Regions from separate parts of the Homo sapiens genome. Here regions 1, 3, 4 and 5 are each linked to region 2. Evidence: chromatin loops called from intact Hi-C (ENCODE). Cell type or tissue: heart left ventricle. All regions are shown on one strand. Links, peaks and the distances in the headings refer to the core of each region. The heading gives the core; the rest is flanking DNA. Region 1 overlaps PTPRT (protein tyrosine phosphatase receptor type T). Region 2 holds the start of PTPRT (protein tyrosine phosphatase receptor type T). Region 3 overlaps LOC101927182 (a long non-coding RNA gene). Region 4 overlaps PTPRT (protein tyrosine phosphatase receptor type T). Region 5 overlaps PTPRT (protein tyrosine phosphatase receptor type T).

What was found. Peaks named below come from ENCODE experiments on the same cell type or tissue, not always from the same donor. Only the 100,000 strongest peaks of a DNase experiment are listed, where the experiment ranks them.
Region 1: it touches region 2 in a loop (4-fold over the local background); 25 of 110 quality-filtered maps call a loop at or near these places.
Region 3: a loop joins it to region 2, with 7 times the contacts of the local background. A loop is called at or near these places in 28 of 110 quality-filtered maps.
Region 4: a loop joins it to region 2, with 2.9 times the contacts of the local background. A loop is called at or near these places in 8 of 110 quality-filtered maps.
Region 5: a loop joins it to region 2, with 7 times the contacts of the local background. A loop is called at or near these places in 25 of 110 quality-filtered maps.

What each region holds. Positions count from the first base shown.
Region 1 is chr20:42,188,612-42,194,599 of GRCh38, forward strand. The region is part of intron 16 of PTPRT (protein tyrosine phosphatase receptor type T); the gene reads right to left. Among named protein-coding and RNA genes, the nearest start is that of CHD6, 570 kb to the left of the region's middle. In heart left ventricle, for the core only: a CTCF peak has its summit at 3,098 (motif pointing right); no DNase peak of the experiment used is centred there.
Region 2 is chr20:43,184,893-43,190,880 of GRCh38, forward strand. PTPRT (protein tyrosine phosphatase receptor type T) reads right to left here and starts at 5,014. Exons shown (of 31, transcript NM_007050.6): 1 at 4,754-5,014. The coding sequence starts at 4,841. It overlaps PTPRT-DT (PTPRT divergent transcript), which reads left to right and starts at 5,173. Exons shown (of 3, transcript NR_186414.1): 1 at 5,173-5,358. In heart left ventricle, for the core only: a CTCF peak has its summit at 3,049 (motif pointing left); a DNase peak (open chromatin) is centred at 3,059; H3K4me3 peaks cover 1,618 bases; H3K27me3 peaks cover 4,349 bases.
Region 3 is chr20:41,953,746-41,959,733 of GRCh38, forward strand. All of the region lies in intron 1 of LOC101927182 (a long non-coding RNA gene), which reads left to right. Among named protein-coding and RNA genes, the nearest start is that of CHD6, 340 kb to the left of the region's middle. In heart left ventricle, for the core only: a CTCF peak has its summit at 2,740; no DNase peak of the experiment used is centred there.
Region 4 is chr20:42,528,585-42,534,572 of GRCh38, forward strand. The region is part of intron 7 of PTPRT (protein tyrosine phosphatase receptor type T); the gene reads right to left. Among named protein-coding and RNA genes, the nearest start is that of PTPRT-AS1, 440 kb to the right of the region's middle. In heart left ventricle, for the core only: a CTCF peak has its summit at 2,463 (motif pointing left); no DNase peak of the experiment used is centred there.
Region 5 is chr20:42,201,050-42,207,037 of GRCh38, forward strand. All of the region lies in intron 15 of PTPRT (protein tyrosine phosphatase receptor type T), which reads right to left. Among named protein-coding and RNA genes, the nearest start is that of CHD6, 590 kb to the left of the region's middle. RefSeq lists an enhancer at 4,891-5,523. In heart left ventricle, for the core only: CTCF peaks have their summits at 3,394 (motif pointing right) and 3,597; no DNase peak of the experiment used is centred there.

The DNA of each region.
Region 1 (5,988 bases), core at 516-5,515, 1.0 Mb before region 2:
TTTGAGCAGAGGGGGGGAAATTGGTCTCTAAGCTCAGTTTATTCTGCTACCTAGCAACTATATATTTACATCGTCAACATCACTTCTTTATCCCTGATTACTTTAACAAGCACTTTTTAAGTGCTCTGTTATAATTCAAGACCACCTGTGAGGTGTAGAGAACAATTCTATTTTCTTCTCAAGATGTAGTGGCCTAGGATAAATTGTCAAAAAGCAACTTCAGCCTTGTAACTTTACTGAGGTCTCTTTGAAAGTGTATTGAGGAATGCTTGGGCCAGCTGACAATGACAGTGAAGGTCTGTAACTGATAAAATGCACTCTGCTTATCTACAATAGAAAGCTGGATCTATACAACTCAAAGAGCATATGAAGCTGGGTTCCAAAATCACACAAGGACAGCTGACACTGGGATCACTCCAATTCCCAAGCAGGTTACCCTTCCTGGAAAGTGAATTTAAATGGGACACAAATGTGAAGTCCTTTCCAAGGAGGCTCCAGCTACCATTCCAGCTTCGTCTCTGGCCATACATTCTTGACACAGAGTATCTTGGACTTCAAACCCACTTCTCTGAGTCCACCAGACCTCACACCTCATATTTCCAAGCTTTTGCCCCTTCCACCTGGGTCAATCTGTTCTCTTGCACTATTTTCAAATCAAAATCCATCTCCTTACATCGTATTTTCCAAATCACTTAGCCAGAATTAATCACTTGCTGGGTGTCTGATCAGTGTTTCTGGGACACTATACACACCTTTTCTCTATCATTTATCACATTTATTGAAACTAATCCACTTACAACTCTCCTCTTAGAGGACAGTAATATCATTGGAGGCAGAGACCATGTCTTATTTATCTTTACAATCCCTAAAATGCTTGGCATAGAGTCGGCATTCATTGAATATTTAAAGGAACACCTCAGCTACTCCCATAACCAGGAGATGAAAAGTATAATTCAATTTGAGAAGGTTCTATTTATGCAGAAATCAGATTAGGAGTCTACAGAAAATATTACATAGAAGACAAACCATTGTTGACTGTACTTCATTCCTTTGAAGGGTACCGTGGGACAAAACTAGAACGGTCGTGTCCCTAATTAAAGGCCACGGGCCCAATTCTAGCTGGTTCTACTTGTGACTCATTGAGTGATCTTGGGAAAACTCTCTGCAACTCAAATGTTCATTTTTAAGATGAGAAGTTTGGATCAATAACATCTAAGGTAATTTTTAGTTTTAGTTTGATTATGTATAACTATTATATCTTTTTTGAGTCTAATATTCTTCTCTAAAACTTGTCTTAATTTAACTCCTTAGTGTTTGTGATGGAAAATTGGTCAACTTTCTCAAGGCTGCCTAAATTTCCATTTTGTAACTGCTAAGGAATAAACAATTCCATTCAACTTTGGGTTGCCAGGAACTTAATAAGTGTGTCCTTTAATCTGTCAGCTAAGTGGATGATTGCAAAATATTCAATAATTCCTGTAAGATATTCAATAAAACTGGAGGGGGCAAGCTTGTAACATTCAATTCTTCTCCCAGATTCAATTTAATCTTGGAGCAACCTGAAAATATAATTGTTCCTGCAAACAGGATTTTTGCATCTTTGAGTTCTTTTTCACAATGCTCTGTTGAGCTCTCGATTTCAGTGTGTGACTCATCATTGCTTTTCCTTGTAAATTTCCACTCCTTCCATCCTGACTCTTAGATTGTTCACTGTTCAGACAAAAGGAGACAAAATCAAAGATACGGTTGAGATTCCCAGATTCGGGGACCCTCATAACTATTAATGGGCTTTAGCACCCTTCAGGTCCAGTACTCCTATGGCAATAACCTCTTAGTTCATCTACCCAGGGAGGTGAGCTAGAGCCTTCCTCTCCCAGAGAGGCCATAATTCTACTATCATGAAAGACAGCTTTGCAAATAAAGAAGAAGGGCTTGAGTCTGACAGTCCTGGGCATTACTTTGAGCTAGTGATTCTCTGAATCACCTGGAAGGCTTGTTAAAAACTGATTGCTTGGCCCTAACCCTAGAGTTTTGGGTTCAGTAGGTCTGAGGTAGGGCCTGAGAATTTGCTTGTAACAAGTTCCCAGGAGATGCTGATGCTGCTGTTCTGGAGATCATGCTTCAAGAACCACTGCTTTGAGCAGATGACTCAGTGTCTGTGGCCTTAAGTTTCCTTGTCTATGAAATGGGAATAATAACATCTACAGAAGGCAGCATGGAGGAGTAGTCTTGGACTAAGGGCCTCGGGGTGTCAGGCTGACCTAGGTTTGAGTTCCAGCTCTGCCATTTAAAGCTACAAAGCCTTAGGCAAATTCCTTACTATTTTAAAGCCTGTTTCCTCACCTTTAAATTATCAGGTATAATCATAACACTTACTTAATTTTCCCACCATACCAATGAGATAAGAATGCTTATACAATATAAAACACTCAGCACGTAAATGGGCATATAATTAATGCTCTGTATATAATAACTAGGATCATAAATATTAACAATGTAGTAATTCCTACATTTCAAGGCCCCAGACTAGGAGGATTAAGTGATTGGCTGACACAACCAGAAATAAAAAAAAAAAAAATAGCCCTGTAGGCTTGGCAAGCAGGGTCAAACCTAACAAGAAACAGAACAGACAAAATGTAAAATCTTTGATTTGGGCCCCAAAAGTCATCTTCATCTGGGCTGACTGAGGCAGCCCTAGCTGGAAGCCATGATTTCTACATTAGGCAGTCACGTGATGAATATTTAGAGGTTAATTAAAACATGAGTGATATATTTTAAACCCAGGTTTAGGATCAGAGTGAGGGTGATGGTAGCTCTCTGAACTCCCAGTGACTCAGCCCAATGTAGAGGGTCATGGTTGTCTTGGAAACCACACATTCCGTGGGCATGGACCAAATGGAGACAGAAGGGTCAAAAGAGATTTTGAGCAGACTGAAAAACAGAAATTTATTCCGAGGAGGGCTGATGGCTGATGCAGTGACTGTTTAGCCTGAGGGAAGGACCTGGGCACAGAGGTAGCTGCAGTCAAATAGCTGGGGAGGGTGTGGGTGCTGCAGGAAGAGAAGCACTGATTCCATTACCCTGTGTGACACCAGAGGGCAGACAAAGGCCAGCACGTGGTTGCTGACTAATACATGGTTGTGTACAAAAGCAGGAATGAATGAAGTTACAGAGGACAGATTTTGGCTTAATTGAAGAGAGAATACATTATGAGAAAAGATGGAACCAGGTCTGGGCTTGGAACTAGATCTGAGTGTGAATTCCAGCTCCATCATTCATTCATTCATATATTCAAACAAGTACTCAATGAGTATCTGATGGGCCAGAGAGTTGGGCAACTGTCATTATGTACTGATCAACAACAATGAGGGGTGGGGGATTTAGGATGCAGTGTTTAATACAGCTCTTAGCTTGGGGTCATCAATTATGCCATTTATGAAATCAAGATAATGATTCCTAACTGGTTGCATTGTTTTGAGGATCAGAGACAATATGTGAACAGCACCTAGCAAAATGACTGACCCAGAGAGAGTCCCAAGCAAATGTAGCAATCCTTGACATCACACACCATCAAGTCAAGAGTTTTTGCCAGAGAAGATCAGGGTCAGGCCAGTTTTCCCAGAGACCCATTTCCCAGCCAGCTGGCCATTTTCCTGAAAGGGTTAAGGAATCTTTACAAAGAGTTTACCACCACCCCAGCCAGCCTCTATTGTTTTAAAAGCCATGATCCGTCTTCCCTATTTGAATTGCTTTAGTTATATAACATGTTCCTAAAATAATCTGGCTAAAATTTTGCCTGGTACTTCCTTCTGCCTGCCTCATCTCTACTGAACCATCCCAAGGGAGTACCAAGCCTGAACATTCTCTGAACTGCCCACAAAGAAACCCTTTTATGAGGTCTGTGTGGTAAAGAACAGGAAGAATATCAGGTTTCAGGGTCCACCCTCCTCTTTGGCAGAAAATACCTCTTAAGGTGACTGTGTGCTGGCTGCCTGGTATATTTTGGTCATGTTGGGAGGTACAAAGTCAGGGAAAGGGTCCTGTGGCTCTTCGTGTAGGCTTCCATTGCACAAAGTCCTGTAACAAAGGTTCTCTTTCTTGAACCATTTGTCTCCACTGCCAGGCTGCAAGCTCTCTGTTAGGCAGGGGCCATTCTTTGCTCCTCTCTCTCTATAACTACCCAGGGATTGGTCTAGCTTTGGGATGCGTAAGGATGGGACTACTGGTCTGCAGTCCCACTTTCCTAAGAGGGTCCTAGTAGGATGATTCCGGCAGAACCTGTCTGTGCGTACATCCACTTGGCAGCTGCCTTCCTGAGGCAGGAGTTTCAGGGAATAGAGGAACCAGTAAGAAGCACTGTTCTCCCAGCCAGAAAGTCTATTTCACCTTGATTTCCTGTCTCTCCTTCACTCGCCTTCATGGTAGAGAGACCGCTAAAGGTCAAAGGAAAGACAAAGTTGCTTGGTTTTGAAAGTAGAATATCTGCTCTGGGGTCCAGGGCCCATTATCTATTTGTCATATGACTTCAAGAAGATCTTTTAATATCTGAGAGCATCAGTTTCCTCAACTGCAAAATGAATTCGATAATAATCATATGGACTATACAGGGTTACTGAGAGAATGACTAAGACTCCATATTTGAGCATGCTTATCATAGTACCTGGCACCTTGTGGGAATCTGCTAGGCTCCATGCCAGTACCTGGCCCCAGGCCTCTGTTCAGAAAACAGCTGTGGCAGCAGCTTCTGCCCACATGGTAGAAAAGCCAGCTGACCTATCAGTAAGGAAGTGAAGTTCTCCCTTTCTCCCGGCTGTCAGTGACCTTCCTCTGTGAGACTGGTGAATGTTGGGCTACCATCCACAGTAGAGGAGAAGGAACACTGATTTAGGAGTCAGAGAGCCTTATTTGCTTCTAATTCTATCCCTACTCTTTCTTCATTGTGTGACTTTGGGCTTATTTACTTCAGTTCTCTGAAGCTCAATTTTCTCATTCACAAAATAGGAATAATATCTAATGATAGGGTTCCTTGGGAGCTTCAGAGTGGAATTTATATAAAGCATAAGTTTTAGCACATAGTAGGTGCCCAATAAAAGTTATCTTCTTCTTTGGGCATTTTCTACTAGAAATCCCAGAGCCAAAGTGGAATTTAAAATTATCAGAGCGCATATTTTAGATTACATTTTAATGTAATATAGTTATATTTCAATATATCCTGGTCCTGACCTTCACATTTTCCTGATACTGATTATTTTTCTCACTATTTTTTAAATTGTAGGTTCTTTTATTGGATATATCCCCAAATTCTTTGCAGAATGAGATGGATAGACTCTAACTGAAATCAGGAGAGATGTATTCTCATTACGACTCTGCAATATATGTATGATTTGGGCCATGAAAGCTCTCTGAACCTCAGTTTCCTCATCTGTAGAATGGGAATAATTAAAAACCTACTAGCTACCTTATTCCTACAGGAATAAGGAACTATTGCTGCAGTGGAGCGTTTTGCAGAAAGACTTCGTAAACTATGAAAGGCTTACAAGTAGAACCATGTATTATTTGTGATATAATACCTCATTTTATTCATCTTTGAAACTACCTCTCTCCCCAGACCGTGCCACATGGCTTACAGCACAGGGGTAGGCATGTACTGAGAAAAAGTCCATTAAATCCCAGCTCCAAGGTGACACTTAGCAGAGAGCTAGATGGCCCAGTGTCTGTCTGATGACCCTTAGAGAAGGACTGCCTTTACCTTCCAGACATGGAATAATTCAATAGAGGGAAAGCATAAAAATCAGGACGGAGTTAACTCATGGTACCCAGTAGGCAAGTTAATCTGTCAAATGCCATTATGGGAAGAGCAGACTACCAAGTCCCCATATCACAGGAATTCAAAAGGAATTTATTTTGAAGCATTTTTGTTTGGACTGAAAATGAACAAGAAGATGACATGTGAACAAAAGAGATAAAGAAGAAGATTTAAGCACCAGA
Region 2 (5,988 bases), core at 483-5,482:
TCCTGCTCATTTCTGCCTCTACTGGCAAATAAAAGTGTCCAGCAGGACCATATGAAATGCTGAAACCCATGATCCTAACCGGTCACCCTAACCCACCTGGACACACACACTATTGATGAACCCCTGTCCCTGTGGCTGTATCTGATTTTTGTTAACCCATTGAAAATATGTGGCTTTCTTCCTCTCCATACTAATCTGAATCCATTCTGTAAGATTTCATGAGACACGCTAACTGCTTTCTAATATCTATGTGGTATTGCCTCCTGGACCCAATTCTGTAAGGTGTTTGCAAATGCTATTATACTTGTCCGACATGGTTTGTTCTCAATAATCTCAGAGCTTTTTAATTTATTTATTGGAATGCCATGGCCCTTGTTTGTTTTCTTATTCTTTGCTTGTTTATCAAGTGCACAAAGTATCTTTTTCCCCCACAGCCCCAGAGTGCTGTGCAGTTGATCTCCAGGTTAGGGAAGAGCAGAGGACAGAGCCGAAAAGCAAGGAAGGCTGCACACGGGAGAGTGTAGGAAGGGAAACAGAATGCATCCAAATGTTGTGTCCTGACGCAATATGTAGCCATTTGTGGTTTATCAACACTTCTAAGTCAGAGAGTAAAATATGCCTAAAAGTCAACATTCCCTATTTAAACCCTTGAATGGCCAGATTTACTAGTGTCATCTGTTGGCAAATTTCATTGGCAATCTCTTTGTAAAAGCAGTTGCAGGGAATCAAGCCCCTGAAAAGAGGAAAAGGAGGAAAACTGGGTGGGCATGGTGGCTCACACCTGCAATCCCAGCACTTTGGGAGGCCGAGGTAGGCACATCACCTGAGGTCAGGAGTTCAAGACCAGCTGGCCAACATGGTGAAACCCCGTCTCTATAAAAATACAAAAATTAGTCAGGTATGGTGGCACACACTCATAATCCCAGCTACTTGGGAGGCGGAGGCAGGAGAATTGCTTGAACCCAGGAGGCAGAGGTTGCGGTGAGCCAAGACTGCACCACTGCACTCCAGCCTGGGCAACAGAGTAAGACTGATCTCAAAAAAAAAAAAGGAAACTAAAAATCATCACCAAACCCAGCCATCTCATGGCCAGTTCACTATTTAGCATAAGACTGATGCCCCACCCGCCTTGGCCTGTGCACATACACCTGTGCTGAGGTCAGTAACAGACAAGGCTCCTCTTGGGACAAAGTGCCTATTATGTACCAGGCACTCTTCCATTCACTCTGCATATTGCATCTTATTTGGTTACCACAAAGTCCAGCGAGACAGCTATAATTATCCTCACTTTACAAATGAGAAGCTGGGGAGCTGAGAAGGTAAATGACTTGCCCAAGCCGGCATAGGTAGAAAGAAGCAGAGGCGGGATTTAAACTGAGGACTTCAGATGCCAAAGCTCATACTCTTTTCTCCAAACCAGGCTGCCTCCTGAGTTAAATTCCCCTGCGCCCACCCTCGCCCCCCCATTATAGCTGCCGTGAGACTCTACCATCTCTTCACCATCATCAGTAAATATTTATCAAGGACCACCGCCTACACAGCATTGCTCTTGTTTCCACAGCAACACACTGTCACGGAGTCAGGGGAGTATCCTGTGCTTGAAAGAGTGATGCTGTCATGTCCTCTGATCGTGGCTGTGAAAGGTGACAGCTATACGACTACATGGAATACCATCTCAGCTGGCAGCCTGACACCTTCAAGAGCTGTGCTGAGTACAAGCAAGAAGAAATTAAGTTGAGTAGAAAGAGAGTCGGTTGTAACCCAAGAATATGGTCTGCTTTTACTATGTGTTTGCGATTGTTGCTGGAACAGAATTTAAGCCACGTTTGCACATTAATTGTTCTTTTATTAGGAAACAAATCAAGCAATCCATGACAGAAAGTAAAATTCGACTGTACTGCTAACAGTTCCCCAGAGGTATCCAACGGTGATTATTGAGTTAAATGACTACATTGCTAACAATTGCAATTGCAAGTCAGTCCCCTATAAGATACATTTTTGCTCTCAATATGTGGATTCTGAAACCCACTAGTAAATGAATTCATTATCCCCTTATTCATTTAACTGTCTCTCTCTTCCCCCATCCCAAATCATGTTTTGCCACATTGTTAAGAGGCTGTTTCTAAAGGTTTTTTGTTTGTTTGATTTTTACTATCATTCCTTCCAAAAACCGTCGTGGCTCAAGAAATATGTCTTAGAGTAAGGAAAAAGGAAATTGCCTTTTGATGACAAGCTTCCGCCCCGACTTTTGGACACTGAGACCAACATGTTACAGCAAAACATATTAGCCCAACTATGTTATGGATGTAACCTTATAAATTGAAATTGCTTTCAAGATTGGGAATTTTCAGATCAAAAGAACATGGAAAACACACTACTTAGTTTTAAAATGTATTTGTCCAAACTTGCCAAAAGTTTTAAATAAAATACTTTAAAGGAAATCAAGTTATTGTCATATTTATACTAGATTTGAAATACTAACAATTTCTGAATTTAGGAATAAAATAAGATAAGTCCATTTTTAAGTCAACATTTACAGTATTCTTGTTTTGACAAATACAGATGTTCATGAGGAACCCTGGGGAAAAAAAATCTAATTTAGATGGTCTAGTTGCCGTTAAACTGGAAAGGAGAGGACAGATATATACAGAAAATCCCCATTTCTACAAATGTGTGAGGCTTAGAATGCACCAGTTCTCCAATACAAGCTAATCCCATTCGTTTAAGGAGCCCCTGGCACAAAGGCACCCACTTGCTAAATATATGCTATATCGCAGGTTTGCAGAAACCACCCTGCCCAGGTAGACCCAAAAGAACCACAGATTTCTTCCCAAACCATATTCCAGGATTTCTTTTCTTTCTCCTGCATTCTAAAGAGCAAACAAAGAAAAGGTGCTCGCTCCTCACACTTCTCTAAATGTTTTAACAAAAGGCTGCTGAATAAACACATTACTCATTTAAAAATTGAAAAGAAGTTCTATTCCTGATATGAAAGCAACCAGATTTGCATTTTAATAGTTGTGGGCGAGCGCCACCTGGCGGGAGCATCCGGAACGGGCGGCGTTCAGCACTGGACAGCTTCCCGAGCCGGTACGGGTTTTACCGCTTGCTACCCAAGAACGATTCGAGACCCGTGATGGAATATTTTTGATCCTGTTTCTGCCGCGGGAACGTGAGTGGTATTAATGTGTGGTTGGCCGGTCATGCCTTAGAGGATATAAAATCTGAGTCACGAATCATGCCTGGATCCCCAGGACTGCCCCGGGCATCCTCCCTAGTACCCCTCCCTCCCCTAGCACACCTAACACACCCCCCAAAATGAGGAAAACAAGAATTGTGCACCATCTTTAGAATGGTGCTGTAGCTGTCCCTCTTCTCTCACTTGCTAATCCAACCTTTCAGCTTCACACACCTCAAAAGGAGTGTCTTCGTCACCCAACTTCCCAGCCAGGGAAACAGGCTGTCCCTTCACAGAAGTCGCCTATTCCGCTTCCATTTTAGTACCAAGCAAGGAAGGCTCTAAAGCATTTCCAACGGAATGTCCTTCCAGCGGCCCTTAACCTCAGACGCAGCTTGTGCAAAGACGCTGTACCTCCCCACAGGTTCGTTCTTTTGCTCTTTCTTTCTTCCTTTCCTTCTTTCGGTGAAATAATAAATGGGCACAGCTGTTGCTTAGCGATCCGAAACCAGCCTGTTCCTGCGTCCCACGGGCTGATCTCAGCCTGTCCCCGCAATCCCAGCCACCTCAGGCCGGCGTGGTTACACCAAAAGCAATCGGTGCTAAGAAACTTTAAGGTGATTTTGAACTTGGAAGTACACCTGCAGCACTCCCTTCTCTTCCCTCCGCCGCTACTCTTGGGGGGGGGGGGGCTCGGGGGTGGAAGCTGCCTGCGGTGGGGCTTGGTGATGTGTAAGACCCTGGACTGTGGTGCCCTCCAGCACCCGCCAACGTGCCTTTAGGAGCACGGCAGGCACCACCCCCCCGCCCCCGCTCCCCCTACTCTGGGGAACTACCTCTGCTCACCGCCTTCCCGTGGCCAAACCCAAATATGAGTTCCCCGAACTTTTCAGGAGCGGACGCGCTCACGGGTCAAATCCACTCCCCTCCAAGGGCCTTAACACGGGCGCCCAGCTACCTCGGAGAAAAGCCAGCGGGTAGGGCGGAGGTATTGCTCTCGGTCATCAACGCAAACATCCCCTCGGGTGCCTACAGCGGCCTGCTTAGGGGAGCAGCGTGTTCAGAGCAAATGGAGAGCTTCCTGTATCTCCGAGGAAAAAAGAAAAGCCGCCGCCCCGGCAGCCTCGGCCTGCTGGGGACCTGTCCTCCCCACTAAAAGCGCGCGCTGCCCGAGGAGCTGCCCGGGAGAGAACGCTCCACCCCGGGCGTCGGTGCCGCTCCTCGTCTCGCCGCCCCAAACACTCAAGTGGCAGATTCCGACAAGTGGGAGGCAGCAAGTGGAAATATTCGCAACAACCGCGGAAAGTTACTCCAGCCCGGGGGGCCGGCAGGAAACTGAAGCGGGGAACTTCGCCAAACGCGGGCTGCCGAGGGACGCGAGGGGCCGGGCTCGCTGGCCGGGGCGCGCGGGGACACTGCTTCCCGCGCCTGCAAGCTGAGACCCGGGTTCCGGCCATGGGGACCCGCGCCCCCGCGAGCCCACACAACTTTCTCCTCCGAGGGCCCCGCGGCTGGGGGCCCGCGCGCATCCAGGAGGGAGCGGGGAGCCCAGGGGAGCCGGGCGGGCGCACTCACCTGCGGCGCTCTGAGCCCGGGCGCCGGGCAGTGGCGGCAGCTGCAGCCTCAGGAGCAGGCTGAGGGCGAGCGCGGCGAGGCTCGCCATCCGGGCGGCGGCGGGCAGCTCAGCCCCTTCCCGCGGGGGCCGGGGCCGGGACTGGGGCGGGCGCGGGGTGGCCCCGCATCGCCGGCGCGGCCGCTGGCTGTGCGCGCGGCTGGCTCCGCTCGGGCTCCCGGAGCCGGCGCTCCTGCGTTCCAAGCCGAGGCGCGGCGCGAACTGAGGCGGGAGGCTGGGCGGGGGCGGGACGCGGGGGGCGGGGGGCGGTGTCCCCCGAGTCCTAACGCCGCCGCCGTTGCCGCCGCCGCCGCCGCCGCCGCCCGCCCGGGCGCTCCGCCTCGGCCGTGCACACACCCTCACGCGCACGCCCGCGCCTGGCACACGCCCGCGGCTGGCACACGCGGGCTCCCCCGCGCACCCTCTCCGGGGCCGACCAGCTCGGGCCGCTGGCACAGTCACGCGCGTCCACACATCACCCCCGCACCCACACGCCGGGCAGGGTCCTCGCCTCTTCGCCCCGCGCCGCGCCGCGCAGCCAAGCATCGTCTGCCCTGTGGGGGCGCAGGTACGGGGGCGGTGCGGGGAGGAGGAAGCTGCAGCAGCCGTTTGAACTCGGGGTGGGGAACAGGTGAATGGGGGTTCGGTGGCGAGAAGAGGGAGGGAGGGAGCAGCCCTCGCAACTCAAGATAAGGGGCCAGGTGAATTGCGAAAGCGGGTGGGGGCGTCTGCCCAAAGCTGGGGCAGGCGGCTGCTGGCCAGGGTCTCGGGCACACCCTGAGATGAGAATTTCATCTAAGAGCGCGCGCGCGCACACACACACAACCCACTCACACTCTTCTGGGCGCATCGCTGACCGCGCCACAATCGTCGTCCCCCTCAATTAGCCGCCCACCCCACCTTCTTCTTCACCCACATCTCTCTCTTGTCCCCACCACCACGCGGAAGGGGGCGCAGAAGGGGCATGAGGCATCCCCCCACCCCCTACAATTTTTCCCTGGCAGCCTTCCCTTTCCTTTTCTAGGGAGACAGAACCTTGTAGCTTTTTCCCTTTTCTTCTCGGTCTTAACAAAGACCTGGTTGGGGCTGAAAGCCTAAAACCATAGATCAGGGTTGGAGCTGTCCCTGGCAGCCCACGGCCCACAGCCTGGCTCTCTGCTGTCCTGGGAGGCAGCTGGTACCTGAGTCTTGGCTGGGG
Region 3 (5,988 bases), core at 659-5,658, 1.2 Mb before region 2:
CTCTTAAGGTAAGTACAGTTAGTGTCTCCATTTTGCAGACAATGCAACCAAGGCACGTGAGTGTGAAATAATTAGCCCAAAATTAACCATTGGTGGAGACATAATTCAAACCCAGGTCATATCACTCCTAGGCTAGCTCTCTTAACTAATAAATGAAATGGCTTCTCCTCACTCCTTATGTAGTTAACTCACCCGTCAAATCTCAGCTTAAATGTCCCATCCTTGGAAGTCTTCCATAACTGCCTTCATCACCGTTGTAAGCACACAGAATTCCCTTTAAGTTTTCTTCATAGTGCTTATCACAATGTGTAATTTTAGATTTATTTTCACAATTATTTGATTGATAGCTTTCTCCTCAAGTTGCATGTGGGTAGGAATGACAGAAACTGGGTTTCTGTTGTGTGCCTTCTTGTGCCGTGCCCACAGCAAGGAGACTGGCTCAGAGTCAGTAGTCTAAATATTGTTGAATGAATGCATGAGCCCTGCCTTTATCACTAGTCTAGCTATGTCCTGCTTTGCACTTCTCTGGTCTTTGCAAGTCAACTTTATTTCTAACTTCTGTTTTGGTATGCCCTCTGGGTTCTTACTAGAGCAAGTGTCATTCTCCTTGGGTCACTATTAGCTAGATAGACTCTGAAAATGGCTTAGAAACAGGGGGTCATTGAGAATGAATAGGTTGGAGTAAGGAGAACCAGGAGGCAGGGAGACTAGGCTGTTGTAATAATAAAGGCTTGGCAAAGAGGCCATGGATGGATGACCCTCAGTGACAGTGGTGGTATTAGGGATCAGAGTTATAGACAAAGCTAAAAAATGGTATAGGGCAGAAATGGTGGGACCTGGTATCTGGATGAGGGGAGCAGATGGATGTGGGCTGCCATCAGCAGTGTTAAGATTTCAACTTCAGAGGAAGAATAAAGCATGGTGCCATTGAAATCTGTAGCCTTGATGGCCATCCCAGCCTTATCTCCCTGCATGTGATGGGCCCTTCTACATGTCTGTGGATTTGCATATGTTGTTTTCTTTGTGTTGTTCTGTCCTTTCTCTCCTTTCTCTCTCTGGAAAACTCCTACTGGCCCTTGATGACCCAGCTCAACGGACTTCTCTGTCCTTTCCAGTGGAGGTTATTGCTGGCTCTGGGCTGCCAACAAATTTTGGTCAGATCTTTTCTATACCATGTGCCATGTTGGGATGCCATCACCCCAACATGTCTGTGTGCCCATTTGCCCCATCAGCTATGAGATTTTTAGGAGCAGGCTTTGCAATGTCTTTCTTTCTCCCTTCTTCCTCCCCTTCAGCCTGGACCTCTCTGTTCCTCTCCTCCCTGCTTACCTTCCTTTCCCTCCAGTATGTATTTAACTCCTGTAATGCCATAAGGTGGCAAGTGCTCTATTAATGACCAGAACCACAATGAAGAGAGACTAAAGGATCGGGGATCAGGGGTGGTGGGCTCTGGCTTGGCTGATGGTATCCTTAGCTGAGATCAGGAAGAGAAATATGTAGTCTTTAAGAGAGCAAACAACCCTTTTTGTTTGTGATTAGGTGAGACCTTCAGCCTGGATCTTTTGACATGAACCATTTGATTTCCTGACACACTGTGTTTCGCAGTGTCTGAGTTTGGGTTCAGACCATTGCATCCCTCTTATGGGGTGAGCAGACAAGAAAGTGAGTTTAGCAATAAAGCCCCTCTGCCATGTGTTTTTTTTCACCTTAACTATGTTATTTATAGCCAAGGTGAGACCAGTAGCGAGTGGTGTGGCACTGGCCTCACACTCTCCCCTCTGCTGGTTCCTGACTGGGAAATCTCTGAAGAGCTGGGTGCTAAACCCTCTCATTCAGTGACATCATCATTCTTTTGCTACAGCCCATTTAGATTCCTGGCATTGAGTCTAGGATGGAAGTTAAGGTCCTGCACAGAGTCTGGAAAATGCTGCCAGTTACCCCCAATTTCAGCCGTTCGCTCTTTGGCCTTCTTGCCTCTTGGGAGCTAGTGTTGGGACCCTGGGACCTAATCGCTGACTACCCAGCAATTTTCTTTCCTTCTGGTTCTTATCTGTTCTCAGACAAATCTCTTAATCTCTGTTCCTCAGTTCCTTCATCTGTAAAATGGGGATTGTGATAATATAATACCTACCTCACAGGATTGTAGTGAAAATAAAATGATATGCTATATGTAAATTACTTAGAATCCTACCATCACATAAATAGGAGCTACATAAGTGTTAGTAATTACTGCTATTACTCTACTGTCATTATTGCTGTTGCCATTATAATTTTTTACACTGAGTGTTGACATTGTTCTTCCAATCAACTAGATATGGACAAGCTTAACACCTTTTTATTCAAGTCTCACACCAATGGCATGTTGTTAGGAGGTCTTACCTGACTCCCAAACCTGTAACCCCACCCTGTAACTCTCAAAACTCTCTATCATATTATGACATGTCATTGTCTTTATAGCATCTATCACTGTGTCACATTCTTTGAGTACTTATTTATTGCCTCTCTCTTTATCCTAGAAGGTGAGCTTCATTGCCTTCTCCTAGGTTCTCAGCACAACACCCTGCACCTGGACAGGTCTCAATAATTAATATTACTTGTTAAATGTCTTCATCCTACACCTTTTTCCTTGTCCTGGACTTCTGTGAGTTTCGTTCCAACAACTGAGTCCCAAAGGAGGGAGAAATTGAGACTGGGTGGAATTGCGGAGTTTTGATGTTCACTGCATTGCTTCCTTTCCACCCCTTGGTGGAGCCGTTGTTGCACCTTTCTACTGCATCCAGGCATTCTACTCTAGACTGGACTGGAAATACATCATACTAAAGTGTGAATGATTGATACAGACTTAAACTACTACCTTCTCTTAAGAGACCAAAGCCTGATTAATTCCGCTTTCCTTCCTTATAAGGAAAGATGTGGGGATGGTGCAAAAGTAAGAAGATGAAGAAGCTGATTCTAATTCTAATTAATTGCATAGTCCTAGACAAGCCATTTAAACCTCTCTGAGCCCCAGTAACACACTTGAAATGAGTTGCTTTCCATGTGAGTTGTCATGTGTGTCAAATGCAATCCCTGTGTCTGAAAATGGCTTGTCTCACAAAATGCTCACCGAATAAGCTGTTATCACTGTTTATCATAACAGAAAATAAGGAGAGTAACTGAAGTGAGTGACAAGTTGAATATGAGCCAGCAATGTGCCTCAGGGGACTCCCTGTCTCTCTCTCTTTAAATTTACCACTCAAATCCTTGGGCTGCCTGAGATGAGGCCTCAGGGCACCTGCTTTCCCCCATGTCTTCTTCTGCCCCCGTGCCCTCACTCTTAGTGTGGCTTGGACAAAGAACTCCAGGTCCTGCCCATTTGGAGAGACAAATGATGCTAAGATGAGCTGTGTAAAGTCTCAATATCAAGTCATCTTTTAGTTCCAAGGCCTCTTTCTAGCTACTGGAGTCCATCCAGCCTTTCTCTTAGCAGCATCATTTCCTTCCAGAGTCTCTGATAAGGCTTTTTCTATGTCTTCCCCCTGCTTCCCTGGCCCTAGCTTAGCTACCCTGGTCTGAGCTCCTGCCCCTATTAACCAGCACCTTTCGTATGTCAAGCTGGGTGCCATCCCTAGGCCTACCCCTTTCCCTCCCAATGACTAAAGCTTCTTCCATTCATGAGCATCCACTGAGCTTGTGGAAGGGGCACAGAACAGACTAGGAACGTGTGTGATCAGGCCACATCCTCTATGGCAAAGGCCTTATTTTGTGTAGTTAGGGGAGTATGTGCTGGAGCCTGATTGCCTGGGTTCCCATCCTGGCTCCAGTGCCTACTAGCTTTGTGAATTTAAGCAATTTATTTCATCTTCTTGTGCCTCAGTTTATTCATCTCCAAAATAAAGACAGTCATTGAATCCATATCAAATGGTTTATATGAGGATTAAGATGGATTTATTCATGTAAAACATCTAGAATGAGGTCTAGCAGACAGTAAGTACACAGCGAATGTTGGCTTTTAAAAATTATTAATAAAGAGTCACTGCTTCCTTATTGGCAAACCTTAGTCAAAGGTGACCTCAAATCTGAGGTGGGTGCCCAGGGAAAGGTTTCTTTATCCCTGGACCATGCCTCTACTCCTTAGGATGTTTCCAAGAGAGGTGTCTGCATGAGGAATGGCTGTTCTTATTTCTTCACCCCTTCATGTTTCCATTTATTTTGCCAGGCACCTTTGCAATTGTTCCATTAAAGGTAGATGCAGGTCCCTGCCCTTTGAGTTGGAACTTAGCTGTGTGAATTGTTTTTGCACAAAGGAGTGTGGGCAGAAGCAACCATGTGCCAGTTTAAGCCTAAGGCTGTAAGGTGTCTTCGGTGTTTTTGCTTGCCCTCTTGTCCTTCTGCCTTCATCATGAAAAGGACATGCCTTGGCTAGGCAGCTGGTCTGAGGAAGATGACAGACCTTGAAGACAATGGAGCAGACTGCTCCAGACCTTCAGCCTAGAGCTGCTCATTCATGCCCACCTAGGCCCAGCCAAGATCGGCAGAATCCCCAGCCCACAGGAACATGAGCAGAATAAATGCTTATTCTTATACTCTACTGAGATTTTTGGTTGGTTGTTAGGCAACAGTAGCTGACAGATGTACAAGGTGAGTGGCACAGAATTGCCATTGCTACAGTTTGGATGTTTGTTCCTCCAAATCTCATGTTGAAATTCTATCCCCAGTGTTGGAGGTAGGGCCTAGTAGGAGGTGTTTGAGCCATGGGGGGCACACCCCTCATGAATAGATTAATTTCCTCTTTGGGTGGTGGGTGGTAGTGAGTGAATTCTTGCTCTATTAGTTCCTGTGAGAGCTGGCTGTTTAAAAGAGCCTGACACTTCCTCTTTCTCTCTCTTGCTTCCTCTCTTGTCATGTGATCTCTGCACATACCTGCTCCTCTTCACCTTCCATCATGAGTAGAAGCAGCCTGAGGCTTTCACAAGATGCCCAGTCTTTCAGCCAGCAGAATCATGAACCGAATAAACCTTTTTTCTTAACAAATTAACCAGTCTCAGATATTCCTTTGTAGCAATGCAAAATGGACTAAGACAGCCATGTTATTATTGACTAGGCTTGGGTCCCCAAACCTAAAGCAAGGAATGGTTGGTGAACTGGGTTGAACCGTGTAGAATATCCCTTTCCCTAAACTAGTTAAATTACATTGAAGTAGGTCATCACTGCTGTCCTTATTGGCAATCGTTTTTTAGTCTCCACCCATCTTGTTTTATGCCCAAAACTAAGCCTTACATCTCTTTGCATGAGGGTTGCATGCAGGAAAGAGGCAGAAGAGACCAGTAGACTGGCAGACATGACAAGTTCTGACCAATTAAGCCCTGCCTAGCAGAGCACCTTGTTGCCCAAGACACACAAATGGAAGAGAGAGGAGGCAAGGCTAGTTGAGTGTTGCTCTGGGAGACTGTGCCTTGAGTCACTTGCTATTCCTGCTGCTTGGATAGAAGAGAGAAAAGAGAGGAAAAAATACCCATATTAAAGTAAGGTAACTCCTCCATTAGAGGGTTAGACCCAATCAGTGTCTTGGTGTGCAGCCTATATATTGCAATATTATGGTCCCCTTCCCTGGAGGAGAAGCTAAGTCAGGGAGGAGAAGGAGGAAGTCTGGCATCTTCTACCTTTACTCTCCCTCCTCATCAATCTCTTTCCTCATAACCTACTTTATGTATTTGTATAGTACTTGTCTTTACCTGGAGTCATACACTTACTAGTTTATTTGATTATATGCATCTCCCATTGCTAGAATATAAGTTCCATGAGGGCGAGAATCCAGTTGGTTTTGTTCATGGCTATATACCAGTTGCCTAAAATAGCTGGTACAGTGTAGGGGATTGATACATATTTGCTGAATGAATGCATGAACTCCTGGAGTGGTCCATGCTGGAACATATCAGCTTGGTCACTGTTTGCTCATTGCATTCACGGTCTCCTAGCATTTCCATGCCCATGGTTGCAGGAACTAGG
Region 4 (5,988 bases), core at 574-5,573, 660 kb before region 2:
GGGTCTGGGTCTCTGATGAATCATGTGTATGTTACATACAATTCCAAGTGTCAGCCTCAGGATAACCAATGCTATAAGTAGTCCTTACGACAATTAAGGGCAAACTCTGAAAAAAGTTACTAAAAACGGTTCATTATCTGAATCCTCACAGTGTTACAGCTTAAATCCCTGAAATATAAATACTAAGACATAAAATCAATTGCATTTTATGCTTGCTTAATCTTAGATATCTCTATCTCAAAACATTCCAGGACTGTGGCCATATATCCTGGATTTTTCCGGGATAGTTTCATTTTTAAAATAGATTAAGCCTTTGCTGCTAGAAAGTGCATCTCACCTGTCAGACTTTGTGTCCTGACTTTTTGTTCATACAACTCGCTCTCTATGACCGTGTCAACTATCAGTTTGTCACAAGTATCTTTTTGAACCATTGTATGCTTCCTGCGAGAACTAGCTCTTGTGAAAAGTTGGAGAATTTTAAAACCTCAATATGAAACAGAAACGACCTTTTAAATTTTAAATTAACGTGCTCAAGTTTCACTACATAACCCTGATTCAGCTTCCTCACCTATAAGATGTCACGCATGGTGCATAGGACTTCGAAGATCCTCAAAAATGGTGTAGGGAATATAATTTCTGAGTTCAAAAAGATGTTAGTTTAAAAATCCGCTTGGTAAAGGTAATAAAAGGTATCTGAGGTTTAAAAGTCCCAGTGAATAGTACGGGGAAGGGCACCGTGAGACCACGACTGTCTAATGAGCCGGGTTTGACACATGTGAAACAAGGATGACCTTGTTGGATCATCAGATATGGATGGAAGAATGGGAGAAGGAGGAGCCAACTGCTGATAACAGGTATCATCAAGTCTGAAAACACTCTCTAGGCGCCTTGCACAAAGTCAATTTTATTTTATTTTTTTGGAGATGGAGTCTCACTCTGCTGCCCCGGCTGGAGTACACTGGCATGATCTCAGCTCACGGCAACTTCCACCTCCCAGGTTCAAGCGATTCTCCTGCCCCAGCCTCCCGAGTAGCTGAGACTACAAGCATGTGCCACCATGCCCGGCTAATTTTTCGTATTTTTAGTAGAGATGAGGTTTTTCCAGTTGGCCAGGCTGGTCTCGAACTTCTGACCTTAGGTGATCCACTGTCCTCAGTCTCCCAAAGTGCTGGGATTACAGGGGTGAGCCACTACGCCTGGCCTCAAAGTAAATTTTAAAATATCAAAAGACCTAACTCTTATTCCTGTGCAACTTGTTAGAGGAAAAAAAAAAAAAAAAAAGAAAAAAAAGACTTGATGGTTTTGTCCTTTGGGCATACAACTGCCTTTTTATTGAAACATTACTACCTGAGCCAATGGAAATTGATTTATTTAACTCATCGCCTTCTCCCACCATCTCCCTGCTTTCTTGTCTCGCCGTTTCTTTACCTGAAAGAGCACAGCAAGGCTTTTTGTTACATTGGGTTGTGTTGATCCTGGATGAGTTTATAAGACTGTGGACTTGCTCCTTGCTTCTAGCTATTAGTTGATTTCATCTATCTTGAGAAAAGAGAAGGCTTGTACATAGGCCGATGAGGTAGTTTCCACAGATTCACTGAGAAATTAGAAGTGGTTCACTGTAGCAAGCCCTGAGGCATATCTCTGAAAGGAGCCCAGCCTTTAAAGATCACCTTCTTTCACAGAAAGTGGGTCCAACCAAGCACTCCTACCAACCCTCTCTAAGTCACCCAGCGATTCATTGCTCAGTCACTGCATGCCCGCTGCATGCCAGGCACCATGCAATGTGGCTCCTATCCATAAGGAGTGTGGATCCTGGTGGCAGAGACAGACACAGATAATCACAACATAATGTGTTAAGTGTTGGGGGAGGTATAAACTGCTGCGTGAGCATTGAATCTAAAACAGTTAGCTTAGCCTGAAGACACCGTGGAAGGCTTTGAAGAGGAAGTGGCTTTTGGGATCAGGCTTATGGGAAGAAGAGTTAATCAGATCCATGTGGGAAAAGGAAATTCAACCTCTGAGTACCACGTTTTCTTGTTCTCTTCTTTATGTTTTTGAACTTGCATGTGCTTCTCCTGTGGACCAAGGCTTCTTTCTGATCCGGTGGTTTGTCCCACCATCATCACCCCAGGCTGTCACTTGAGGAAAAAGGTAAAGGGAATAGAGCGGGGAGATTCAGGCATCCAGCTTTGCAGTACTTGTGCATCCAGGAGCCCTACTTCTGACTTGGTGGGGTGGGATAGTGGCCAAGTATTTGCTTTTTCAACTAGAACCTGGGATAAATTGGATGTCAGTGGTTTCCGGAGAAACATGGCCCAGCACCTTCCCTGTGACACAGTGCCCAGCACAGTGTTCCACACCTTGAACCCAATACAAAACACAGGAAATGCTTAACAGAGAAGCAAACGACATCATCCTTAGAACTAAAATTTCCAAATGTAACTCCTACTGCCACCTGTTGGTGGTATGGAGATGTGACCCACCTGCGGTTTGGAAGCTATCTTTCTTTGTAATCCTGTCAAGTTGGCAACTTAAAACCTGAAATTTCCGGAGTTAATATATACTGAAGTGCCAATGGTGGTTTTCTTCAGGGGTACTCTTTTTTATTATGGGCTGTGAAGTTCTGAAATGTTTTGCAATGAGTTACTATTTTGCAATGAGTCTATCTCCTTTTCTATTCAGAAGAACAGAGTAAAGATAAGAGAAAATTAAAAATTTACCTATGGGGTAGACAAAGAGCAATCTACTTAGTTAAAAGGGGTTATGAACAGGCAAAAGGGCATCACCAGAAATTGAGAAAGAAAGGAGGTTTCTATAAATTGATTACCTTCTTATTAATTATCATTTTTACTTGGGGATGGCAGATATGCCCGACTCACTGGTGCTGGTTAGGCGAGGCCTTAATCAAATCGTCAACAGCCATTCTCAGGCACTCATTTAGCAAATTCATACTGAATGCCTCCTGGCTGCCAGGCGCCCTTGGCTGCAGCCTCCAACAGTTTCATTTTGGGGTATAGCCAACCTTGAGAACAAGTGGCTGTCAGTGGAATTCAGACTATGGATAAATGCTGAAGAATAACGCCACGTGCAAGCAACCAAGTACAGGAGCAAGGACTCCCAGTGCTCCGGGAAGTACCTGTCCCTCTAAAGAGACAGTCACTACTTTGGATAGATGTTGGCTGTCCTCCACAGGCTTACAGATGCAGCTTCACAGCACATGAGAGATAGAGGAAACCGCAGACCTCAGCAGGGAGGCCAGCCCTCTCATTTTACTGCAAGGGAAACATATACAGAAAAGGGAAGGGACTCAGCCAAGCATGTTTTATTTGAGAAGCCGTGCTATTGTCTGTCTGCTGGAGCTGGGAAGATGAGCGTGCCCTCATGGGAGCCTGGTGGGATAGACAGATGCTTAAACTAACAATGTCACTGTAGTGTAGTCAGTGGCCGTAACTTGGGCTGGGGATAGGCAAGGCTATGGGGACGAGAGGAGGCAGTGCTGTGGGACCCTTTGTCTCTCTCGTGCTTGGGGATGAAGAACAACAGAGCTTTCTGGATACAGACCCTTGGAAGAAGTGTGTGGCTTAGGGCACAAGGTCAGCTGCCATGGGTCCATGGGTTCAAGTCCCAAGTTCATTAGGTTCTTTGAGCCTCAGCTTCCATCTCTGAAGTCCCCACCCCATAGGGCTGTTTGTGAGGCTGATATAAGGAATGCACAAGTGCTTAGCACAAAGTGGGATGTCAGTGCATGGCATGATTCTAGAAGTCCTCCAGCAATCCATTCACATCCTTCTATAAAAGGGCTATATCCAGCTATGGCCAGTTCCATCTTTTTTTGAGACAGGGTCTCAAATCCATTACCCAGGCTGGAGTGCAGTGGCATGATCATAGTTCACTGCAGTCTTGACCTCCTGGGCTCAAGCAATCCTCCTGCCTAAGCCTCCCAAGTAGCTGGGGCCACAGGTGTGCACCACCATGACTTGTTAACTTTTAAAGAAAATGTTTTGGTAAAGATAGTGTCTTGCTGTGTTGCCCAGGTTAGTCTCAAATTCCTGGTCTTGTGTAGTACTTCCACCTTGGCAGTTCCACCTTAAATAACTAAAGAGGCCCTGAGGAAGTGCATTTGCTTCTTTGTGTCACAACCATATCCTTAGACCTGAAACCATTCCCCCAACATCTCTCCCACGACCCTGGGAGGTGCTTAGGCTTGACCAGTCATGGGCTCCAGGTATAAACCCAGTCCTTTCAATACAGACATTTTCTTCCCAAAGCAGACCTACAGCTCACGAGGGAGAGGCCCACAGTCTACACCCCCAATAAAGATGCCCCACTGAGCCCCAGAGCTAGTTATGCAAGTCGTTTAGCAGAGCCTCTCAAATCCCCACTCTTAATGCAGGGAGAGTTATGGGAGCCCCAGCAGCGCCTTTTAATGCAACTGGATTAATTGCCTGCTCGGAAAACAGCTCGATTCTAAATGATCCTAAATGGCCTCTAATACCTGTAATCTTCCCTCCGCCAGGTTGCCCTGCTGCATTACTAAAGCGGGACTGGTTCTGGAAGCCCATTTGCTTAGTAAACAGCGGGCAGCATTGCAGGAGGCCAAAGGCTGAGAAATTGATGAAATCGCTACTGGCCTATTCACCAGCCTAATTTGATTCTAGAAAATCAAGCAGAGGCATTTGGACTGGACTGTTCCACAAGCTCAGTGTTCCTTTGCAGGACTGGGTAATCAAATGCGGGTGTGCCGCCGGGTCTCAACTCTGGTCCTTCCCAGCCCGGCAGTGAGCCGTCTCTCTCAGGAATCTTGATCTTCTTTCTGAAGACCACAGATGGAGCTGACAAGGAACCATGATGTCTTTCAGTCAATCAATTACCTGGAAACCAGGAGTAGGTGGGGGATGGCACACAATGGGCAGTGTGTTCTCGCTTTGGGTTTGCACTTATCTGGTAAACAGGTGAGCACCACAATTAAGAGAAAAAACTCAAGTTGGTGTTTTAGCTCTGCCATTACTAGCTATGTAACTTTGGGCAAGTAACCTCTAGGTGCCTCAGTTTCCTCATCTCTAAAATAGGGATGATTACAATAGTACCTACCTCAAAGGGTGACAGTGAGAATTAAATGCCTTAATAAATACAAGATGCCTTGAGGTCTGGCTAACAGTCAATTCTATAAACGCATTTGCTGTCATCGCAGCTTCACTGCTTCCATATGGGCAGGCACATGCCCTCCCTCAGCCTCAGTCCCTACTTCTGTAAATTGGGTCAATGGTTGTTGTGCAAGGGAATGGGGGTGAAGGGTGCATAAAGTGTGGCATTGAGGTGTCCAGTAAGCAGGCTTCCTCTCCTGCCATTCTCATACACGCTACCACTCTGGAATGCTTCTTCTCTGCAGCTGCCCTCTCTCTGTCCAGATGGACAGTTTCCATAGAGATCCATGTGAACACTGAAGGAAGACAGGTCACCTGGCCAGGGAGGCAGGTCGGGAGAAGGTGAGCCAGACCCACTTGGAAAACAAAAGATGAGCAGACAGGTGTCTGCATTTTCTTCCTGTAGACCAGTGAGGGTGAGGGAAAGAAATCAGACAGGCTGTGTTCACTTGAAATATCCGGCATTTGAGCCTGACATTGCCTTCATTGGGAGCTTTCACCAAACCAGTGTCCAACAGTGAGAACGCTTTTGAATCCTTGGCAAACAGATACCAGCAGACAGTGTGTGTGGATTTCCACAAGGACAGCATCTTGCATGACAAAGACATCAAGATACAAAACTAGGCTGGGCATGGTGGCTCATGCCTGTAATCCCAGCACTTTGGGAGGCCGAGGCGGGTGGATCATGAGGTCAAGAGATCGAGATCATCCTGGCTAACATGGTGAAACCCCGTCTCTACTAAAAATACCAAAAAAATTTAGCCGGGCATGGTGGCGAGCGCCTGTAGTCCCAGCTACTCAGGAGGCTGAGGCAGGAGAATGGTGTGAACCCGGGAGGCAGAGC
Region 5 (5,988 bases), core at 313-5,312, 980 kb before region 2:
CATGCCTGTAATCCCAGCACGCTGGGAGGCTGAGCTGGGCAGATCACTTGAGCCCAGGAATTGAGACCAGCTTGGGCAACATGGTGAAACCCCATCTCTACAAAAATTAGCCAGGTGTGGTGGTGCACACCTGTGCTACTCAGCAGGCTGAGGTGGGAAGATCACTTGAGAGCCCAAGAGGTGGAGGCTGCAGTGAGCCGAGATCACGCCTCTGCACTCCAGTCTGGGTGACAGAGTGAGACCCCATCAAACAAACAAACAAACAAAAAACAGAAAAGAAAAGAAAGACCCAAACCTCAGCTTAGAAGTGTTTTAGAGGAGTTCACATAGGACAAATTCCAGTTTGATAGCATCCTCCTTGAAACATGAATCTCATGCTCTAGGTGTAGACTTCACAGAAGAATGACAGAGGGCATACTCAAATGAGGACAATTTGAGGAAGGTTTATTTATAAAAGGTCTGCTGATAAAGGTGACAAATGTATAGAGACCCATAATATACTAGTGCCTCAGTAGGAGAGCTGTTTATTACCTATGGGACCAGAGGAACAAATAGAGGAAGCAGTAACCAGAGCCCCAAAGAAGAGAGCTGTGAAAAGGAGGTACCCTGAACAGAAGCAGCGGCTTTCTCTTGAAAGGCCCAGCCAGTCATAGACAACCTGACAGGGAGAGAACCAGAGGCAAAAAAAAAAAAAAAAAAAAAAAATGCCCTGACTACACCTTATGCCCTTCCTCTGGTCGCCTGTGGCAGTTCTCACTAGCTGAACCCAACAAGTCAGAAGTGGCAAGTGATCTTTTTGACAGACTTCATACAGAATGCACTCTGGAAGCAGAGAGCACAGTAGAGAAAGGTGGAAAGGGGAACTGGATCCAGGAATCCCAACCAAGAAGAGAAAAGTTGCGTGTGTGTGTGTGTGTGTGTGTGTGTGTATGTATGTGTGGACAGTGTCTTATTCTGTTGCCTACACTGGAGTGCAGTGGTGCGATTTCAGCTCACTGCAGCCTCTGCCTCCCAGGCTCAAGTAATTCTCATGCCTCAGCCTCCAGAGTAGCTGGGACTACAGGTGTCTGCCACCGCATCCAGCTAAGTTTTTGTAATTTAGTAGAGACAGCGTTTTACCATATTGCCCAGGGTGGTCTTGAACTCCTGAGCTCAGGCAATCCGCCTGCATTGGCCTCCCAAAGTGCTAGGATTACAGGTGGGAGCCACCGTGCCCAGCCGAGAAAGTTTCTTTATACGTCTCGTTTTGGCCATAATTTGGAGAAACATGTAGCCTAAAATGGAATTCTTTATTCACTAATTTTTTTAAGTTGGCTCGGGGAAAGAAAGGCACTCAGGAAGAGGAATGCATCTTTTCATTATAATGCTTTGGCCACAGGCACACTGTTCTACCAGTAAAATGATTCCAGGCAGATATACAACAAGAAATGAAGCATTGGATTGGTCAGACAATTAGACAGGGGCGGGGGAATGCCAACGAAAGAAAAATGAGCAATTCTGCTTCTGATGACATTTTGAAATTTTATTCTTCATTTATTATCAAAAAGGAGTGTGTTTAAAAATGTATATGTGACCTTCTTAATCATAAATTTGAAAAGAAATATAGCAGATTCTTTGCTTCTATCTGAGCTCTGCTCACATTGCCCCAGCAGGAAATAAAAGGAAATCTGATAAGAGAGTTAACTTAAAACTATAAATGAGTATGTTTCGGAGGCTTTGATATTTCCTTAGGGGCAGAACTCTCAACCAATCTCATTCCATTCAGGGTAAAGTAATATGGAAAGGGTTGTCTTAGGCACAGATCATTGGTTTTCAAAGGAATCATAATAATAATGAAAGCCTTGCTGCTTTTATGAAAAATGGTACTTTATAGAAATGTTTGGGTAGCTCTGAACACCTGTATTAAAAAAAGAAAAACTAAGCATCCCCAAAACACATATTTAAAAATTGGAAAGCTAACTGAATTGTAAAAATATCAGATATATTACATCCTTAGTATTTAAAGCTGATGGCTGACTCTGTATTTTCATGGTGATAATAATGTTATATAATCATTTTAATGTATGGATAGATGTTATGGCAATTGGCAAAGACAGCTACAAGGTGGAAATGGAGGGGGTATTTGTGGAAGGAAATAAAACACAAAACCACAGTTTGGGGATCTATATCTATTCTTTCAGAATTCTGAATTTAAGTGTTAAAAAGACCTCTCAGTAACACAGAAAAATTGACATTCATCTCCATAGCCAAATAATTTAATTTACTACCTCATTATTTTTCTCTCTCAACGAAAGAGAAACCCAAATCTGTGAATAGGGCAAACAAGACCCTTAAACTAAGGACTGGGCTTCAACTCAGTCTTATTCTCTGCACATAACCTTATCCTCCCCTTTCAGAAAACATCAACTACCTCCTCCCACCACACTATTTCTCAATACTCCATATTCCTTGATGTGTCCCTCTTCTTCTCCACTGGTCACCTCCTCTTTGTCCTCCAAGGCTCAATGTAAGTGTCACATCTCCTCTGAGGCTTCTCCCTGCTCTTCTACATAGAATTATAATTTTCTCCTCTTGCTTGACTCATCCATTGAACATGTACATGTATAAGTCTCTGCTAAATACTAGAAGATCATGTCTTCTTGACCTTAATCCACATGGAACATGAAGACTAATGGCAAAGACGGGCATTAAACAGATAAATACAGAGACAAAAATCACAAAGACGATGAACACCAAGAAGAAATACCTGTTGCTATGTAAGAGCTAGAACCTGGTTTGAACCCTGGCAGCAGATCAGGGAGGGTTTTGGTGCCATGTTAGCTACGTACTTGTTGAGTCAAATTGCAGTGATTCAACTCTTTCACCTACTACGACAAGAACTTCTTGGGAAAGGGCTTTTGACTCTTTGCACCTACTCCAATTTCTTGCTGAGTGTCTGGCACATGGCTCAATAAACTTGTTGCACGAATTTATACTTAAAAGTCTGCAATTTGGAGTCTAGAAAAGATAGTCCTCTTACTCTGAACACAAATTACAACCACTTTAAAAGTAGATACGTGCAAAGAAAGAGAAGGAAACGCCTGCATAAAATTAGCTGGTGACCTGGAATATTCGTAACTAGAAATATTTTGGGCGGTAACTTAGCATTTCCTTCTTGGAATGTTTGCAGAATTAACAAAATATTCATGGGAGTCAGAGATTTCCCCCGCAGAGCCCACAAAATAGCTGCAGCTATAGCATGTTGAAGAAGAAAAAAAAAATCTCATGCAATAGTCATATGACTCATGGGATGATCATATAATTCATGGAATTCTCAGAGCCTTCAAAACTCAAGTACTTATGACTTTCTGAACTGAGGATTTTTTTCTGTAGTTGCTTTGAGATTTTTGCCAACTGGGTCACACAATTTCGCCAGCAGGGGGTACCAAAAGCTGATAAAAAGAGAGTATGCATAAGTCTGTTTATTCCTTTGCAGGAACATTTCCAAAGCTGAAGACTGTTTTAAGACACAGCAATCCAAAGTTTACTGCTTCTGACAGGTGAGGACGAGGTGACGCGGCCATAGCTCTTGGCATTTTCCTTCTAACGGATCACTTTGAGCTCTCTCTGACCTTCGCTTGTTAGCTGAGGGAGGGGTAGGTGGCAGGGGATGGGCCCAGGATGGACCATGAGTCCTGTGATTTGTTCTGAGTGCCACTCTTTACAAGGGATACTGGCAGGTAGAATGGCTCACGGGAGAGGAATGAAGGGCTGTTAAAAGTGTGGAAATCATGCTACGAGAGGAGGAGTGCGTGAAACATCCAGGGACATTTCTCACGGAGAGGGAATACAAAGTAACGTTCTCTTCATGCATCTGATGGTTGGGTCTCTATGGTCCCAGGGGCAGAATGAGGACCAGGTTGGCTTGATACAACGAAGGAATTTCTTTTTTTTTTTTTATTATACTTTTAGTTTTAGGGTACATGTGCACAACGTGCAGGTTTGTTACATATGTATACATGTGCCATGTTGGTCTGTGGTGGGGTGGGGGGAGGGGGGAGGGATAGCATTAGGAGATATACCTAATGTTAAATGACGAGTTAATGGGTGCAGCACACCAACATGGCACAACGAAGGAATTTCTAGCAAAGTAGAACTGCTTAGGTCTCTTTTGGAAGCACCTAACGCCTGAATTCCCCTCCCCAATTTTTCTGGTTTAGCAACCTTCTCTTCACCTTTTAAGGCCCAACTCAAATGTCCCCTACTCTTAGAAGTCTTTGCCTCCTTCCCAAAGTTAGAAGTTCCCTCCTCTTTGCTCATTAATTTGTTGGACAAATAGTTAATGAGCAAGTACGTTGAATCTGTGGCTGTTAGAAGGAAGGAGATGATGATATGAAAAACAAGACAGGAATCCTGCCCTGTTTGGCTTTTGCAAGTACTCAGCTCCCTGCTATTGGAGAAGTTCAAGTAGAGACTGGGAAACCACTTAGAAAAGAGGTGGTGGAGGATCCCAGGATTTGGACTCTGCAAAACCCTTGACTCTCTTCTGGGCTAGGAACAGGACCATCCAGCCAACTGGTGGGGGCAGGAGTCTACAGGGTTCCACCTAGAGTTTTTCCCTGAATGTGGGAGCCATGCCCACTCTCCTGGGGAGACACTGATCAGGCACTCTTCCTCTTCCCCATAGGGCTCCTCCTCTGGGCCATCCTCCATTGCAATCTCCAGATAAACTTTCCTGGAAACCATGAAGATTGAAATCCTGGAGTCAGAGATCTCAGCCATAGGAAGTGGACCAAAAAAAAAATTCACAAGTGAGGCCCTGCTTCTACTAAAAGCTGGCACTGTCCTCTTTGAATCCAGGATGCTCTGCTGGCATGACTAGATCTCAGCTTAAAGTTACACATCGCAACTGTAAGGGAACTATAGCATCTTCTCATTTCATAGACAAGACACTGAGGCCTGGACAGAGTAGTCCCTTAGCTAAGATGCACAGCATGTAGGATGCAAGCCCTGCTTTCTGCCTGCCAGTTCAGGAATGTGGACACCTGCTCCACATTCCTCCATGCTTCTTCTAGGGATTTGCCCTTCCAGATTAGAAGGGCAAATTCAGTCTGTGGTACACATGATTCCAGTGTCTTACAAATGCAGCAAAACTTTATTCATCTATGCCCCCACTGACTCAGAATTACTGTAATTGAGGCAAAGGCTGAGCTACATCACATAAGAATCAATAGTGTAGCAGGGGGAGGAGCCAAGATGGCCGAATAGGAACAGCTCTGGTCTACAGCTCCCAGCGTGAGCGACGCAGAAGACGGTGATTTCTGCATTTCCATCTGAGGTACCGGGTTCATCTCACTAGGGAGTGCCAGACAGTGGGCGCAGGTCAGTGGGTGCGCGCACCATGCGCGAGCCGAAGCAGGGCGAGGCATTGCCTCACTTGGGAAGCGCAAGGGGTCAGGGAGTTCCCTTTCCGAGTCAAAGAAAGGGGTGACGGACGGCACCTGGAAAATCGGGTCACTCCCACCCGAATACTGCGCATTTCCGACGGGCTTAAAAAACGGCGAACCACGAGATTATATCCCACACCTGGCTTGGAGGGTCCTACGCCCACGGAGTCTCGCTGATTGCTAGCACAGCAGTCTGAGATCAAACTGCAAGGTGGCAGCGAGGCTGGGGGAGGGGCACCCGCCATTGCCCAGGCTTGCTTAGATAAACAAAGCAGCCCGGAAGCTCGAACTGGGTGAACTGGGCGGAGCCCACCACAGCACAAGGAGGCCTGCCTGCCTCTGTAGGCTCCACCTCTGGGGGCAGGGCACAGACAAACAAAAAGACAGCAGTAACCTCTGCAGACTTAAATGTCCCTGTCTGACAGCTTTGAAGAGAGCAGTGGTTCTGCCAGCACGCAGCTGGAGATCTGAGAACCTGCAGACTGCCTCCTCAAGTGGGTCCCTGACCCCTGACCCCCGAGCAGCCTAACTGGGAGGCACCCCCCAGCAGGGGCACACTGAC